Regions from separate parts of the Homo sapiens genome. Here region 2 is linked to region 1. Evidence: chromatin contacts called from ENCODE Hi-C or POLR2A ChIA-PET data. All regions are on one chromosome and are shown on one strand. The core of a region is the stretch at or near the end of the contact, and the rest is flanking DNA. Distances in the headings are between cores, read along the strand shown.

Region 1 (7,516 bases), core at 3,187-5,686:
CTTTCTGCCTCTTCTGCTTCTTGGCCCCTCAGGGATACTTGGGCTGGGCCCAGCTGACAGACAGATGCCGGTGCTGAAGCCAGAGTCGCAGCATTCCTGGGTCCTTCACTTGGCACAAGCCTGGAAACAAGTAGACACGACGTGGCCTGCCTGAGGGTGGGGTCAGGGACAGAGGGGCAGGGAGCTGAGGAGTTGGCACTATGGGAAGAGCCACTTTTGTCCAGGTTGCTGGGAGCTTCTGTGGCTCATGGTAGTCCAATAACGATGACTCCAGGTGACCTCTGTCACCATTTTCTATTAGGCAATGTTTCCTGCCCATTCCTGGTTTTAGTGGGCTAAATAATACCCTTGTGTATAAGATTTTTTTTTTTCTTTTTTGAGACAGAGTCTTGCTCTTGTCTCCCAGGCTGGAGTGCAATGGCACAATCTTGGCTTACTGCAACCTCTGCCTCCCAGGCTCAAGCAAGTCACCTGCCTCAGCCTCCTGAATAGCTGGGATTACAGGCATGCGCCACTATGCCTGGCTAATTTCTGTATTTTCAGCAGAGATGGAGTTTCGCCATGTTGGCCAGGCTGGTCTCAAACTCCTGACCTGAAGTGATCCACCCATCTCGGCCTCCCAAAATGTTGGAATTACAGGCATGGGCCACCACGCGCAGCCTGAAATATAAGATTGAAGAGATGGATTCCCTACGGTATTCACACATTTCCTTACCATGGGCTAGTCACTTAAAATGGCCATGCTAATATTTGTTTTATGGAAAAGTGGGGACTATCACATCTGCCTGCAGACTACGGATAAAACAATATTATAAAAATGTATGTTCAAGCCTGGGCAAGATAGTGAGACCTCATCTCTTAAAATAAATAAATAAATAAAAAATAGCAGGATGTGGTGGCGTGCATCTGTAGTCCCAGCTACTCAGGAGGCTGAGATGGGAGGATCACCTGAGCTCAGGAGGTCGAGGCTGCAGTGAGCTATGATCACGCCACTGTACTCCAGCCTGGGTCAGAGTGATACCCTGTCTCTAACAACAACAACAAAAAAATATGTTCATTAGGAGTCTATCCCTGAGCACAGCTAAAATTCTGTAGCACTCGTAGAATTGCTTTGTCAGTTCTACAGGAAATTGAGCCCTAGGTGAGTTGGCAATTGAGAAAAATTCCTGAAAAGAGAGGAAAGACTGAAAGTGGTCTAGTATTTCCTAGACTGCACTTCACTTCACATGACAGTGTGCTGCAAGGTGAAGGGGAAGGGCTAAGGACTCAGGCCAAACTTCAGCTTGTCACTTTCCCTCATTCAACACATATTTAGGACCTATATCATGTTCTGGGAAATTACTAGCTATGTGACTTACGTAGACAACGCTTTTGAACTTTATTTTTCTCATCTGGAAAACTAAAAATAATATGTATGTACCTCATAGGTCTATAGTAAAAATTAAATGAAATGTGTCTGTTGTAAATAATGTATTAGAACATCAGCTCTGTGTCTGAGCAGTGTAGGGCACTTAGGGATCCTGAGTTTTCACCCCTGACTGGTCTCACTTACTTCCTGGCAAGATTGGGCGGCCCTGACCCACTTGGTCTAGCGCACAGGATTGGCACCTGGCTTGTTCTGTCTTCTGTAGAACTCAGCCAGGATTTCAGCACGCCTACCAGCTGAGGTAGAGAACACAATGGAAGCAGAAACAGCTTCTCCCAAGGCTGACCTGGTGCAGTCTGGGCTGGTTAGTCAAGGGGAACAGAAACCACTCAAGTATCTAGTGGTTGATCAAACTCCAGCTGTTTGCCTCAGAGCCTTCCTTTCACCCAGCCTTAACTGCTATTATCTGAGGTCTATTCATACGTCCTGTATGCAGAGGGAATAGGTAAAGATTGGTTGCTCTTTGTCATTGAAGAAACCTGTGCTTCACTTCTCTTATTGAAGGAATCAGCCTTCCCCAGGATTATCTGGGCTCACTGGGCCCTACCGTGCAGGACTTCTTTTGAATGATTGCAGGTATCCTGCCTTTCTCTGGCCCACATGGCTCACAAACTCACCACTAGTCCTCATCACCAGCAGCCATAAGCTGCAACTGACCTGACTCAGCAGAAAAGAAATGAATGTACTAAAAGGATATTGGGAGAGCCAGGGAGCCAGGCCTGAGGCAAAGCTTCCAGGAACCATATCTAAGAAGTGCTGCAGAAGCTGTTGGATGAGAATGCTGCAGCTGCCCCTGAGTTCTTGCTGCTGCTGTTTGTGCACTACTAGGAGCCCACCTCCCCATGACTGCTGTGGTACCCACCACACATGCTGCTGCCACCCCAGGAGCACACAGCTGTCACCCAAGGCACGTCAGATGCATGTGCCACCATGTTCCCTTGAAAAGTGCAAGCCTGTGTATGCTTTTTCCTCACATTTGTTACCTGCAACTCAAAGTCAGGGGCCCTTGACTGGTGAACTCCAGACCACAGGCTCCTAACACAAGTTTTCTAGCTTTCATCTTAGAAAAGCAGGACACCTGTAATCCCAGCATTTTGGGAGGCTGAGGTGGGAAGATCACTTGTGGCCAGGAATTCAAGACCAGCCTGGGCAACATAATGAGACCCCCATCTCTCTAAAAAAAAAAAAAGAAAGAAAGAAAAAAAGAAAGAAAGAAAAAAGAAAGAAAAGAAAAGCAGGGCTCCTAAAGTGGGAAGATTTCCAAGCATTAGACCATGTGTCAGAAATAGACAAAAAATATACAGAAAATGTCCACTTTGTACTCTGGCCCCGGGCTCTCATCATCTTCCCAGTCCCACCTCCTCCCACCTGATGGAGCCAAGCCCCGGGCCCTGTGTTAAGGCTTGGCCTGAGATGTTCTGCATGGGGGCCTGAGCCATGAGAGAAGTGCAAGGAATTCAGATGGGCACTTCTTGACAGTGAGCAACAAGGGGATGCTGTCTGAGCTTGGGAACCCCAGAGGGGGTTAAGGGAAGAGTACCAGGGTGATGATTAGCTAGAGTCATAAAATGGGGAGATCTAGCATGGCCTTGGGGAACATCTAGTGGGCGTCACACATCCAAATGCCTGCAGAGGGGCCAGGCAGGTCAGACAATAGGGGATGATGGGGCCTGTGGGGATGCGCCTTTAGGCATTACATTCAAAGACTTAAGTCTACTGTGCAGAGGTGGTAAGAATGATACAAGTGGTTGTTGTTGGGGGGCTGATTGACTATAAAGGGGCATGAAGAAACTTTCTGCAGGTGATGGAAATGTTCTGTCTGTTGCTTTGGGTGGGGTTACATCTTATATACCTTCATCAAAGAAATAACTTAGATGTGTGCATTTTACCATGAAGTATACCTCAATTTAAAAACTTGGGGCAAATTCATAAAGCAATGTGGATCTGGCTCTCGGGCTAACCATTTGTAAACTTCTGTTGCAATCCGACTTCCAGAGGCGTCCTTGGCTCCTCATCTTGGAAAAGCGCGACTGCGGCGTGGTCTGGCGGGCGGCCGCTCACTGCGCGGTCTCCACGCCTGGCAGGTGGCGCGGGGCAGGCAGCTGTGCCAGCCTAGCATTTCCACCTGCCGGGAGGAGGCGGTCCCCTGGGGCCCGGCCGGCATCTCCCTGGCCTGAAAATGAGCCGGTCACCCCAAACGCCAACTCCGAAAGGAGCGGAAGCGGATGGAACAGCTGGTCCCAGGGAGCGCGGGCCAGGCGCGCAGATAAATCACGGACACACACTGCACGGATAGCTCCAGACTGGCGTTGAGTGCCAAATGCCGACACAGACACGGTCAGGTTCCAGGAAGAGAAATCCGATCCGATGCGCGCTAGGCGGCGGCGGCGGAGCACAGTGAAACCCACCTGAGGGGGAAGGGTTGGGGGGAACCCAATCTTGATGGAGCCCCTCCCCATGCGGGCACTTTGGGCACTTCCTGAAGTCCTACCTGGCCACCCGCCTGCCCGGGGCATCAGGCATCGCCACTTCACTGGGGAGAAAAGCCAGACCGCCGCAGTTCACGGAGCGGTAGGAATTGCGGTGGAATTCCAGGCCGGAGTGTGTGACCCTACGCCCTAGCTCCGTCCTCTCCTCCACCCCGAGGCGAGCAGGTGTCTGCAGGAGTGCCTCCAACCCCATTGCAAAGCGGACGTGGCCCTCGTCTCGATGTCGGCGCTGCTCGCCGAGAGGGACCCCGGGGTGGTGTTGGGCGCGCGGGGCGGGGACGGGGACGCGCTGCGGCCAAGTCCCCGGGCCCTGCGACCCGCAGGGACCTTCTGGACGCACGGAGCCCGGCCCTCCAGCCGGCGCCCGCCCTGATTGGCGCCCGAGGCCGGCCTCCCGCCGGCTCACCTGCCACTCCCAGCCAATCGGGGCCACCAGAATTGGGGCTGTCGCCGGGGGGGTGGGTGGCTAGGGCGGGAGGGGAGGAGATGCTGCCGGCCCGAGGCTGAGCCACCCTCCCCGCGGAGTTCCCGCCCGGCCCTCTGCAATCCGGAGCCCAAGCCGCCGGCTACGCGCCCTGCGCCCCCTTGGTGCCGCGTCCAGTGCCCAGCGCGCTTTGATGCTGCAGCTCCGGGCCGGGCCGCTCTGCTTCTCTGCTCGCTGGGACGCTCTCCGACGGCTCCGCCCTCGCCTCTCGCCCCGAGTCCCTGCTGACCCCGGGGAGGTGGGGTCCGGGCCGGGCACAGCCCCGCTGAGGCAGGATGTTCACGTCCAAGTCCAACTCGGTGTCGCCCTCGCCGTCCCTGGAGCAGGCTGACTCGGACGCCCTGGATATCAGCACCAAAGTGCAGCTCTACGGCGTGCTGTGGAAGAGGCCTTTCGGCAGGCCGTCGGCCAAGTGGTCCCGGCGGTGAGTGCGCCCCCGCGCCCCAAGGAGACCGCCGGGGAGAGAGCCTGGGCGTCGTTACCCCTCCCACCCCCTCCAGTCGCCGTCGTGCCTCTGCTTTCCTGTGTGACCTTGGCGTCACCCCTTTTCACTCTACACTGGCTCCCGCAGGAAAATGTGGACCATAGTCTGGGCCGGGAGAATGGAGATGGGGCCCCTGCCCTGGGGCGGTGGCAAATTCTCTATGGAATGAACCTGACCCTCGAGTGGGAATGTTGGGTGTGGGCAGAAGAGACCGTGGTCGGGGTGGGATCCCAGCTAGGTCAGATCAGGCCAGACTGAGGGGAGGCAGAAACTCCATCTCTAGCCAAAGATGCCCCCAACCCCGGGACCCCCACTGTCAATTCCATCGTCTTCACAACCCCTGACCCAGGCCGCGAGGACCGGGCCTGAGTGTCTCCCTCCCGCCAACCACCCACCCTTAAGACGGAGAGGGACCTGGCCCTTCTGAAAGGCTCAGGCTAAGGAGGGAGGAAGGGCCAGGAAGGGTGCTTGTCCATGGGGAAGTGACCTTGGCAACCCCTCCAACTGTCCCTTGAAATAATTTTTTTAAAAGTGAGCACAGGGAAGAGAGATTCTAGTGCTTCAGACGGAGGAGCTGGAAAGGAGGGAGGCAGCTGGAGTGAAGGAGGGGATAGATTGGTTCTGCCAAGGATTGATCCTCTGAAAGGGGTGGTGGAGAGAGACAGGGTAGTCCCAACCATCCTTCAGCCCCAGCTGCCTGGTCCCCAACTCAGACGCGACTCCGCGGACATCGGTAGCCACTCTCCACTTACAAATTAGCCTGGGAGGTATTGAGGGAAGAGGGAGTTCACAGCCCTGGACTTGCAGGAAGCTCCCAACTGGCTGCAGGTGCTGTGGGCCATTTTCTGGACAGTTTCCACTCTCCAGTCAATTTCAGTTCTGAGATTCACTACTGGTATGGCCTGGAGAATGCAGACCCTGTCCAGCCCTTCCGCGGAGGTGTGACCCTTCCAGGAAACCAGGGGTATCCAGATGCCCCTTCCCCATCCCACACTCTATGAGTCTGCCCCTGAGCAGAGGGGGCCTCCAATGTTCCCAGGACCACAGATCATGTGGATGTGGTAGTGGTGGGTGCTGATGTTCTGTTCTGATGAATAATTTAATGTTTCTATAAGACCGCAGAACAAATGGAGCTGTGGACAGTAGCTCACATTTTATATCTCTGGTTTCATGTTGTTTTGTTGCTTCTGACAGGTTTCTCTCTGGGATTTAATGGGATACAGGCTTCTTGAGTTCCTCCAAAGTTCAGCTTATCTCTGACCCCCTAAATGAAGGCTTGGAGCAACATGGAGTGTATTTGGGGAGCTTCCAGTATTGTGCTATGTGAGCTACAGCCCCCAGGGCCAGGAGAGCTGGGGTGGAAAGGCTGTGTGTAGATTCAAGCACAATTAGCAGAATATCTCCCCCCACCACCCATCTTTCTTCTGCCTCAGCAGCTCCAGATAGTTAATCTTTCTTTTCTATTGGGTCTGGCTGCTGTTCTGGGTCCTGTCAACCAAGACTTCTCTTGCCAGACATTTTCACCTGACAGCATCCCTAGAAAATGCTAGGTGCTTGTGACCCCCAGGGTATGTCCCCTGGTCCTCCCCTTCACCACTGCAGGTACATTGGGAAACTGGTCTCTGCACCTACAGTTGATTCCAGGGCTAGGAAGTGTCAGGAGTACAGGGCATAGGCCCCCAGCTAAAAGCACAATGGTAGTGCCAAGGAGGCTTGGAGAGGTTTAGTGTCCCCCACCCAGAGACTCCATCTTCTCCTCCATCCACTACCGTGGCCCCCAAAGCCACCCGAAACGATGCAATCAGAGTCTGAGCAGTATGTATGCTCTGCTAATACAGCTAAAAGTCAAGTCCTTTAGCCTCCTTCCAAGGAGATTGTTACCTGGGTTCCCTTCCTTTGTAGGAATTTCAGAGCTGCCACTGTGCAAAGACTACCTGGGGCTCAAGAAAGAACTAACATCCCACCTGCCCATTCTAGGCCTCTGTGTTCTCAGTTCTGGGAATACACAACACACACACACACACACACACACACACACACACACACACACGCTATTTAGTCTTGGGTCAGTGACAGAGCCAGCCAGAGAGGGCCTGGGTGTGGGGGAGAAAGATGCTCAGCTCAGCCCCCTCTCACTTCCCATCAGGGCCCCCTGGGCCCCAGCTTCCCATTTGTAAAGTAGAGTCTGTGGGCTCAGCTAATTAGCAGCCACAGGAAGACTTGGGGACAGAGCAGCTGAGGGCCGCCACCGCAGAGCCTTGCCATTAGGGCGATCAATGCCCTGGCTGGAGCAGTTAAGGGGAGGGGGCCTGAAAAGTCTCAGCACTGCATTAGTAAAGAATAAGCTGGAGAGAACTGGCTGTGGCCAGCTGGGTTCTATAAAACCTTTTCCACTCAGGGTCTGTCTTAGGACCTGTGCCTCCAGCTTCCACCGCCCAAGCAGCCCTGCCTGCCTGGGGTGGGAAGGTGCCCTTGAGCTGAAGGGTCAACTTATTTCCTGGGGGCAACAAAAGGGGAAGGGAATCAAAAGCATTAATTAGCAGAGATCAGATAATCTGGGAGAGATGTCTAGAAGGGAAGGCTGTTGACTGTGTCCTCATCTTGGTCTGTGAGTGGAGATGGAAGTGCAAAGA
Region 2 (7,516 bases), core at 2,793-5,292, 290 kb before region 1:
CATCTTGCACGGGTATTGTACATTTGCTACAAAATTATATTGATACCTTATTAGCCAAAGTTTATAGTTTACATTAGAGTTCACTCATCATGTTGCACAGTTCCACACGTTTTGACAAATGCCTAATGTCATGTATCCACCATTACTGTATCACACAGAATAGTTTCACTGGCCTAAAAATCCCCTTGCTCCAGCTATTCCGCCTTTCCTCCTCCCCTGGAATCCCTGGCAACCATTGATCTTTTTACTATCTCTACAGCTTTGCCTTTTCCAAAATGTCATACTGTTGGAACCATACGGTATGTAGCCATGGCAGACTGACCTCTTTCACTTAGCAATATACATTTAAGGTTTCTCCATGTTATTTTTTGCAGCTTGATAACTTCTTTCTTTTTAGTTCTGAATAATATTCCATTGTAAGGATGTACCAGTTTGGTTATTCTTTCACCTACTGAAAGACATCTTGGTTGTTTCCAGCTTATAAATAAACCTGCTGTCAACATTCATGTGCAAGTTTATGTGTGGTCCTAAGTTTTCAACTCATTTTGGTAAATACCCAAGGGTGTGGCTGCTGGATTGCATGCTGAGACTATCTTTACCTTTATAGGAAACTGCCAAACTGTCTTCAGAAGTGGCTATACCATTTTGCATTCCCAACAGCAATGAATGAGAGTTCCTGTTGCTCCACATCCTTAGCAGAATTTGGTGTTGGCAGTGTTTTGGATTTTAGCCATTGTTTAACCTCCGCCCCCAAGACTCAAGCGATCCTCCCACAACTGCCTCCCGAGTAGCTGGGACCACAGGTGTGTGCCACCACACCCAGCTAATTTTCGTATTTTGGGTAGAGGTGGAGTTTTGCCATGTTGCCCAGAGTGGTCTCAAACTCCTAGGCTCAAGTGATCCACATGCCTAAGTCTCTCAAAGTGCTGGGATTACAGACGTAATTTCCAAGTACACGGAGTTTTAAAAATAATCCTTTCTTTCCCTTCCTTCCTTCCTTCCTTCCTCCCTTCCTTCCTTCCTTCTTCCCTCTCTCCCTCTTTCTTTCTCTCTCTTTCGTTCTCTCTCTCTCTCTTTTTTTTTTTTTTGATGGAGCCTCGCTCTGTTGCCCATGCTGGAATGCATTGGCACGATCTCGGCTTACTGCAACCTCCGTTTCCCCAGTTCAAGCAGTTCTCCTGCCTCAGTCTCCCAAGTAGCTGGGTTTACAGGCATCGGCCACTGTGCCTGGCTAATTTTTGTATTTTTAGTAGAGACAGGGTTTCACCGTGTTGGCCAGGCTGGTCTTGAACTCCTGACCTCAGGTGATCCTCCTGCCTCAGCCTCCCAAACTGCTGGGATTACAGGCATGAGCCACCGCACCCAGCTTCATGATTGATTTCTAACTTAATTGCAATGTAGTCAGAGAATGTGATCTGTATGATAGCAATTTTTTGCAATTTGTAAAAAGTTGCTCAATAGCCTACATTTTTAAAAATTATTTGATTTTAAAAACAGCAACCAGTTAGATAATCAATGGCCTAAATCAAAATTAATTTTCTTAAATCTTCCCTGTAAATGTGAAAAGTATATTTGAGAACAATTTGTGTTTTCACATCGTTGAGGACATAGTTCTTTTCTTTGTCTTCCTCAGGAATGGAGGGTTCTTTACATAGTTCTATACATGCTCCTTAGAAAAGGTTAATTAATTATGTCAGACATTCCCATAATGACTGGTGATTCTTGGATGTCTTCTCATATTTAAAAGTGAGAAACTGTATTTTAAAAGCTGATTAGAAATTCTGTATGCACAGATGAGTCTTGTTGACTGGGCCTTAATGTAGAGTGATTGCTTGTGAACCCAGACAGTTCTTTATGAAATCCTCCAAATGTCAATATTCTGCTATTCTTTTTGTTTTTAATTATTAATTTTTGTGGGCACACAGTAGATGTACATATTTATGGGGTACATGAGATATTTTGATACAAGCATACAATGTATCTGCCATTCTAATCTAATTTCTATCTTTTAAAATTGTATCTTTTTTTTTAGTTTGGTACTATGTCCTTTCCTGTTCTTTCTTCTTTGGGTTAACAAACTTTTCACTCCTTTACTATCATTTTTAAAAACCCTTTTATCGAAGTATATATGAAACCAGAAAAGTGCTCACAAATATAACCTGAACACACATGTAAAGCCGCACTCAGATTAAGAAATAGAACATTATCAGCACTTCGTGAACCTCCTCATGTTCCCTTCCAGTTATTACTACCCTAAGATTAATCATTATATACAGTGACTTCTAATAGCAGGGATATTTGGGTAGTTTCCCGTTTGGGGCTGTTGAAAGTATGGGTATGAGCTTTTTTTTGTACATGTCCTTTTGGTGAATACATGCAGACATTTCAGTTGCATATATATAACTAGGAGTAAAATTGTTTTTTGTTGTTTTTGTTTTCGAGACAGGGTCTAGCTCTGTCACCTATGCTGGACTGCAGTGGTGTGATCACAACTCACTGCAGCCTCAAACTCCAGGGATCAAGACGTCCTCCTGCCTAAGCTTCTGGAGTAGCTGGGACTACAGGTGCACACCATGATGCCCAGCACTTTGGGAGGCCGAGGTGGGAGGATCGCTTGAGGCCAGGAGTTCAAGACCAGCCTGGGCAACACAGTGAAAATCCCTAAAGTGCTGGGATGACACGTTGAGCCACTGTGCCCCAGCTAGGGGTGAAATTGTTGGAACAAAGTCTTTTCACATATTCAGATTCAGTTGATACCGCCAAACAGTTAAACAAAGTGATTGCATCAATTTATGTTCCCTTCAGGAGCATATGAGAGTTGTGGTTGCTCCACAATCTTGCCAATACTTGACATTTTCTTTTTCATTTAGCTATATCTCATTGTGGTTTTAATTTGCATTTCCTCTTTATCCTTTGTTTTTTAAGTGTTTCAAGATGGAGCAGATAAAAATTCAGGGAGTTAATCCTCTATAATAGCTGGAAATTTCCCCCATGGGTACTCATTCAATGGAATTTAAAACATTTGCCCCTGTATTGAAGGCAATATAGTATAAAGGATGGGGCCACATGCTCTGCAATCAGAAATATGAGGTTTGATTCCTAACTCCGGTGCTTACTTGCTGAATTACCTTGAGGAAGTTATTTAACCTTTTTCTATTTTATGTAAAACGGCACTAATAATAGTACTGCCTCACAGGGTTGTTATGGGGATTAAAGGAGAAAAAATAAGTAAAATGCTTTGCAAAGTTCCTAGCAACAGGTGAGCACAAAGTCAACAAATGGTAGCTATTATTATACCTTATATTGGTTATTTATGCACATCTCATTTCTCCTTCTGTTTTACACATTCCATGAGAAAGGAAAAGCATGCATGTAGCACAGATTAACTGCCTCACATATAATTGCTAATAAAGACTGATTGGATGAACGATTTAATATATAAACAAAAAGTATTGTGGTTATCGCTATAAAAGATGGCATAGGTTGGGCATTCACGCCTGTAATCCCAGCACTTTGGGAGGCCGAGTTGTGAGGTTCGCTTGAGCCCAGGAGTTCGAGACCAGCCTAGGCAATGTAGGGAGACAGTATCTACAAAAAAAAAAAAAAAAAAAAAAAAGGAGGGTACATAAAATTATTATAGTGGCTATAGGATAATGTGCACTGCTAATGAAGACTACATTATTTAAATACAGTGTCTTTCCTTCTATTTACTGTTATCGTTTAGCAGAAAAACAGTACGCAGGATACTAAAGAAGGAAAATTCGATGTCCCATATTACATTTGTGAGAGTTCTGGAGGTTTCTCCCTTCAAAGCCAAAACCAAAACACAAACATACCATCCCAGTAACAAATGCGTCACTTTTCTGAAGAAGACGTTAAGCCCTTCCAATTTTAACAGATCCTTTGTTCAACAGAGGAGAGAGACTGGGTAGGCATCACCTGCCCCAGTAGCTTCCGTACAAAATGGCGTTGCCCGTTCCCACACGCCAGCTGGGATTACGTCCTCCAGGCCTGTCGCAGGAACGGAAGTGGTTACGGCCCTAGTGAATCCGGGTGGGTGCGCGCAGGCGGCCGCACAGGTTCCAGGTCTTTAACGTGAGCCCGCTGCAGGTGTGCGGCCCAGTCCGAGACAGCAGGTAAGTGAGGCTCAGAAGCCGGCGAAGCCTTGCACCAGGATTGTGCGCGGGGCAGGGGGTGCTTCCAGTGCAGACTAAGAGGGGTCGTGGAGCGGGGGGATATTACCGTGTACGGGGGTGACATTGCGGGGCCCCCGCTGTCCCGGAGCGAGTTGGCCCTGCCCCTCTCCCCGCCCCTCGGCGTGACCCCCTCGCCCCCGTCGCACACGGCGGGGCGGTTCAGCACCCAGGTGCGCAAGGAGGGCCTCACCCCTGCCCGCGGCCTCCCACGCCCTCCTTGGGCCTCTCCTTTCGACCCCCTTACCCTCTCCCTGGGAGACTCTACCAGACCTTCGAGGCTGCGTGTCCCAGTCAGCTAAAAAGGAGGCCCCGCCCGCGGCACCTGGTAGCTCCTCGGGCGCTGCGGGTTCGACGCGGCAACAGCTGCTGTTTTCTCTCCTGGATTCGTGTGAGCCGCCACCCTCGCTACCATCCCTGTCCTCCCAGACCACACCCTGCTCTGGGCCTTGCCGGGAGCCACCTCTTTGGCTTTTCACATCCCTGGGATGGATCAAAACTAAGAACCTTAATCATTATTTATTACAAAATTGACATCTGCTCCTTAAAATACAAACAAACCAATCCCCCGATAAGCTTTTGATATGATTCCAACATTCAAACTCCTTTATATACCCTCTCCTCAAAAACACAAAATTGAAATTATACTTTATTTTCTTAGTTCTGTTCCAAGGATAGAAGGAATTGAAAGGTTTTGTTAATCATAGGAATTAGGAAGTGCGGGTTGGGGCGCAGCGGGGAAGATGGATTAAATTTGGTCAAGTTGAGCTTGTTTTAAAAATGTATTTTTAAAATATTCTAGTTATAGTCCGTGCATAAAGCCTTGTAACAAAATTATGTAAAAATTTTAAACACAGATCTTTCTTAGCTTGATGTTCTTGGTGGTGAGGGTGGGGAGTGTGGAAGACAGATCCTCTTTGATTTTGTTTTTTTCCATCTCCACCTTCTTTACCAGTCCCTTTCCCACAAAATAAGAACTGTTGTCAGTTTGTGTGTATTTTTCTTTGCATTTATTTGACAAGTATGTGTACGTATAAGATATATGTTTGTAAGATTTCGCTTTAAACTTTTACAAATATGCATGTTTTATGCATTACACAACTTGACGTTTTATGCTTAAAAACGGGTCTTGGAATTTTTTCTTTGTCAGTACCTAGAGATCTACCTATTCTTTCTACTTGCTCTGTAAATTCCATGGTTATGTAAGATTCCATAGATTGTTTCCAGTTTTTCATTGTTAGACACAGTATGGCGGAGAACATCCTTCCCACACACCTCTGTGAGAGCCCATGTGAGAGCATTTCTCAAGGATGGGTACCTGCAGGTGGAATTGCTGGGTGGGAGAGTATGGGGATTTAGGAATGCCAAACTGCCACCCACGGTGGATAATAATTTCCTCCATTCTCTCTCTCTTTTTTTTTTTTTTTTGAGACAGAGTCTTGCTCTGTTGCCCAGGTTGGAGTGCAGTGGCGTGATCTCAGCTCACTGCAGCCTCTGCCTCCCAGGTTCAAGCGATTCTCCTGCCTCAGCCTCCCGAGTAGCTGGTATTACAGGCACCCGCTACCACGCCTGGCTAATTTTTGTATTTTTAGTAGAGACGGGGTTTCACCGTATTTGCCAGGCTGGTCTCAAACTCCTAAACTCGAGTGATCCGCCTGCCTTGGCCTCCCGAAGTGATGGGATTACAGGCGTGAGCCACCGTGTCTGGCCCACCATGCTCTTTTGATCATTTAATGGTATCGATCTTTTTTGTTTTTGCCAATCTGATGGATGGAAAAGTGATTTCTCTTTGCTGTTTTAATTTGCATTCCCCTGATTACTATTGAGATTGAACATCTTCATGATTGTCAGCCATTTGTATTTCCTCTTTTGAGAAACATCTCTTTCTATTGGATTGTCTTTTCCTTATTGATTTATAATAGTATTTTATATGTTCTGGATTTTGATCTTTTGTTATTCATATGTGTTTATAATATTTACTCCCTGCTTATTGCTTTTTTAAGTTGTTGCTTGTCTTTTAACTATATGGCATCTTTGTTGAAACAAAGTTTAAAATTTTAGGTTTTAATTTATCAGTCTGTTATGTGTGTGTTTGTATTTTGTGGCTATCATTCCCAATCCGAGTGGTTCTTAAATGGCAGAGATTTTTGCTCTCGGGGTTATTTGGCAATGTCTGTAAACATTTTTTGTTTGTTCCACTAGGATGGTGCTGCTATTGGTTATCTAGTGAGTAAAAGCGAGGGTGCTGCTAAACATCCTACAGCGCACGGGAAAGCTTCCCACAACAAAGAATTTCACCAGCCAAAAATGTCAGTTGTGCTGAAGTTGAAAAATCCTTCTCTACTTTTAGAGAGAGGAGGGTTTTCTCCTAAAGCTCTGTTTTCTCCTTGAAGTTCTTCTTGTGGGAATAGTTTTTTTTCTTTAATTCCTCTGGAATTGTGTGTGTGTGATTGTTGTTTTCCAAATACTGTCACCTCGAACAGTCAGTCCATTCTTTTTTTTTTTTTTGAGTCAGAGTCTCGCTGTGTCGCCCAGGCTGGAGTGCAGTGGCGCGATCTCAGCTCACTGCAACCTCTGCCTCCCGAGTTCATGCCATTCTCCTGCCTCAGCCTCCCAAGTAGCTGGGACTACAGGCGCCCACCACCTCGCTTGGCTAATTTTTTGTATTTTTAGTAGAGATGGGGTTTCACCGTGTTTGCTAGGATGGTCTCGATCTCCTGACCTCGTGATCCACCTGCCTCGGCCTCCCAAAGTGCTGGGATTACAGGTGTGAGCCACCGCGCCCGGCCTAGTCAGTCCATTCTTGAACCATTAATCCGAAATGCCACACTTACCATGTACTAATTTCTTTTTTTTCTTTTTAATTTTTATTTGTAGAGATAGAGATGAGTTTTTGCTATGTTGTTCAGGCTGGTCTCAAACTCCTGGCCTCAGGAGATTCTCCCCCATCAGCCTCCCAAAGTTCTGGAATTATGGACATGAGCCACCTCGCCTGGCCTCATGTGCTCATTTATCATACAGGATCTGTTTCTAGACTGTCTTCTGTTCTATGGCATACTTTTCTATTTTGCTGGACCAATACCACAACATCCTATATTAAACTATATGTTATATGTTGACATTAATAGGGTAAATACTCCATCATGATTATTATTTTATTGGAAGTCATATACTATATCAGCTCATGTACTCTCATTTAAAAAACAATATTTTTGGTTATTATTAGTTTCTTTTCCAGATTAATTTTACAGTCAACTTGTCAATTATTTTTTTCTTTTAAGAGATGGGAGCCGGGCGCGGTGGCTTACGCCTGTAATCCCAGC

Evidence for each region. A loop is a pair of places that touch in the nucleus more often than their neighbours do. ChIA-PET counts read pairs that join two places held with the same protein, here RNA polymerase II (POLR2A). Pooled maps may share reads with other maps.
Region 2: a loop to region 1 is called in a pooled map, with 2.4 times the contacts of the local background. The contact joins the promoter of EXD2 here to the promoter of PLEKHD1 in region 1. A Hi-C loop is called at or near these places in 2 of 50 pooled maps. POLR2A ChIA-PET finds 5 or more read pairs at or near these places in 2 of 52 experiments (OCI-LY7 and Panc1).

The regions. Positions count from the first base shown.
Region 1 is chr14:69,480,292-69,487,807 of GRCh38, forward strand. PLEKHD1 (pleckstrin homology and coiled-coil domain containing D1) reads left to right here and starts at 4,437. Exons shown (of 13, transcript NM_001161498.2): 1 at 4,437-4,823. The coding sequence starts at 4,675.
Region 2 is chr14:69,187,456-69,194,971 of GRCh38, forward strand. EXD2 (exonuclease 3'-5' domain containing 2) reads left to right here and starts at 4,043. Exons shown (of 10, transcript NM_001193360.2): 1 at 4,043-4,136. The region is part of intron 3 of GALNT16-AS1 (GALNT16 and EXD2 antisense RNA 1); the gene reads right to left. RefSeq lists a silencer at 4,264-4,453.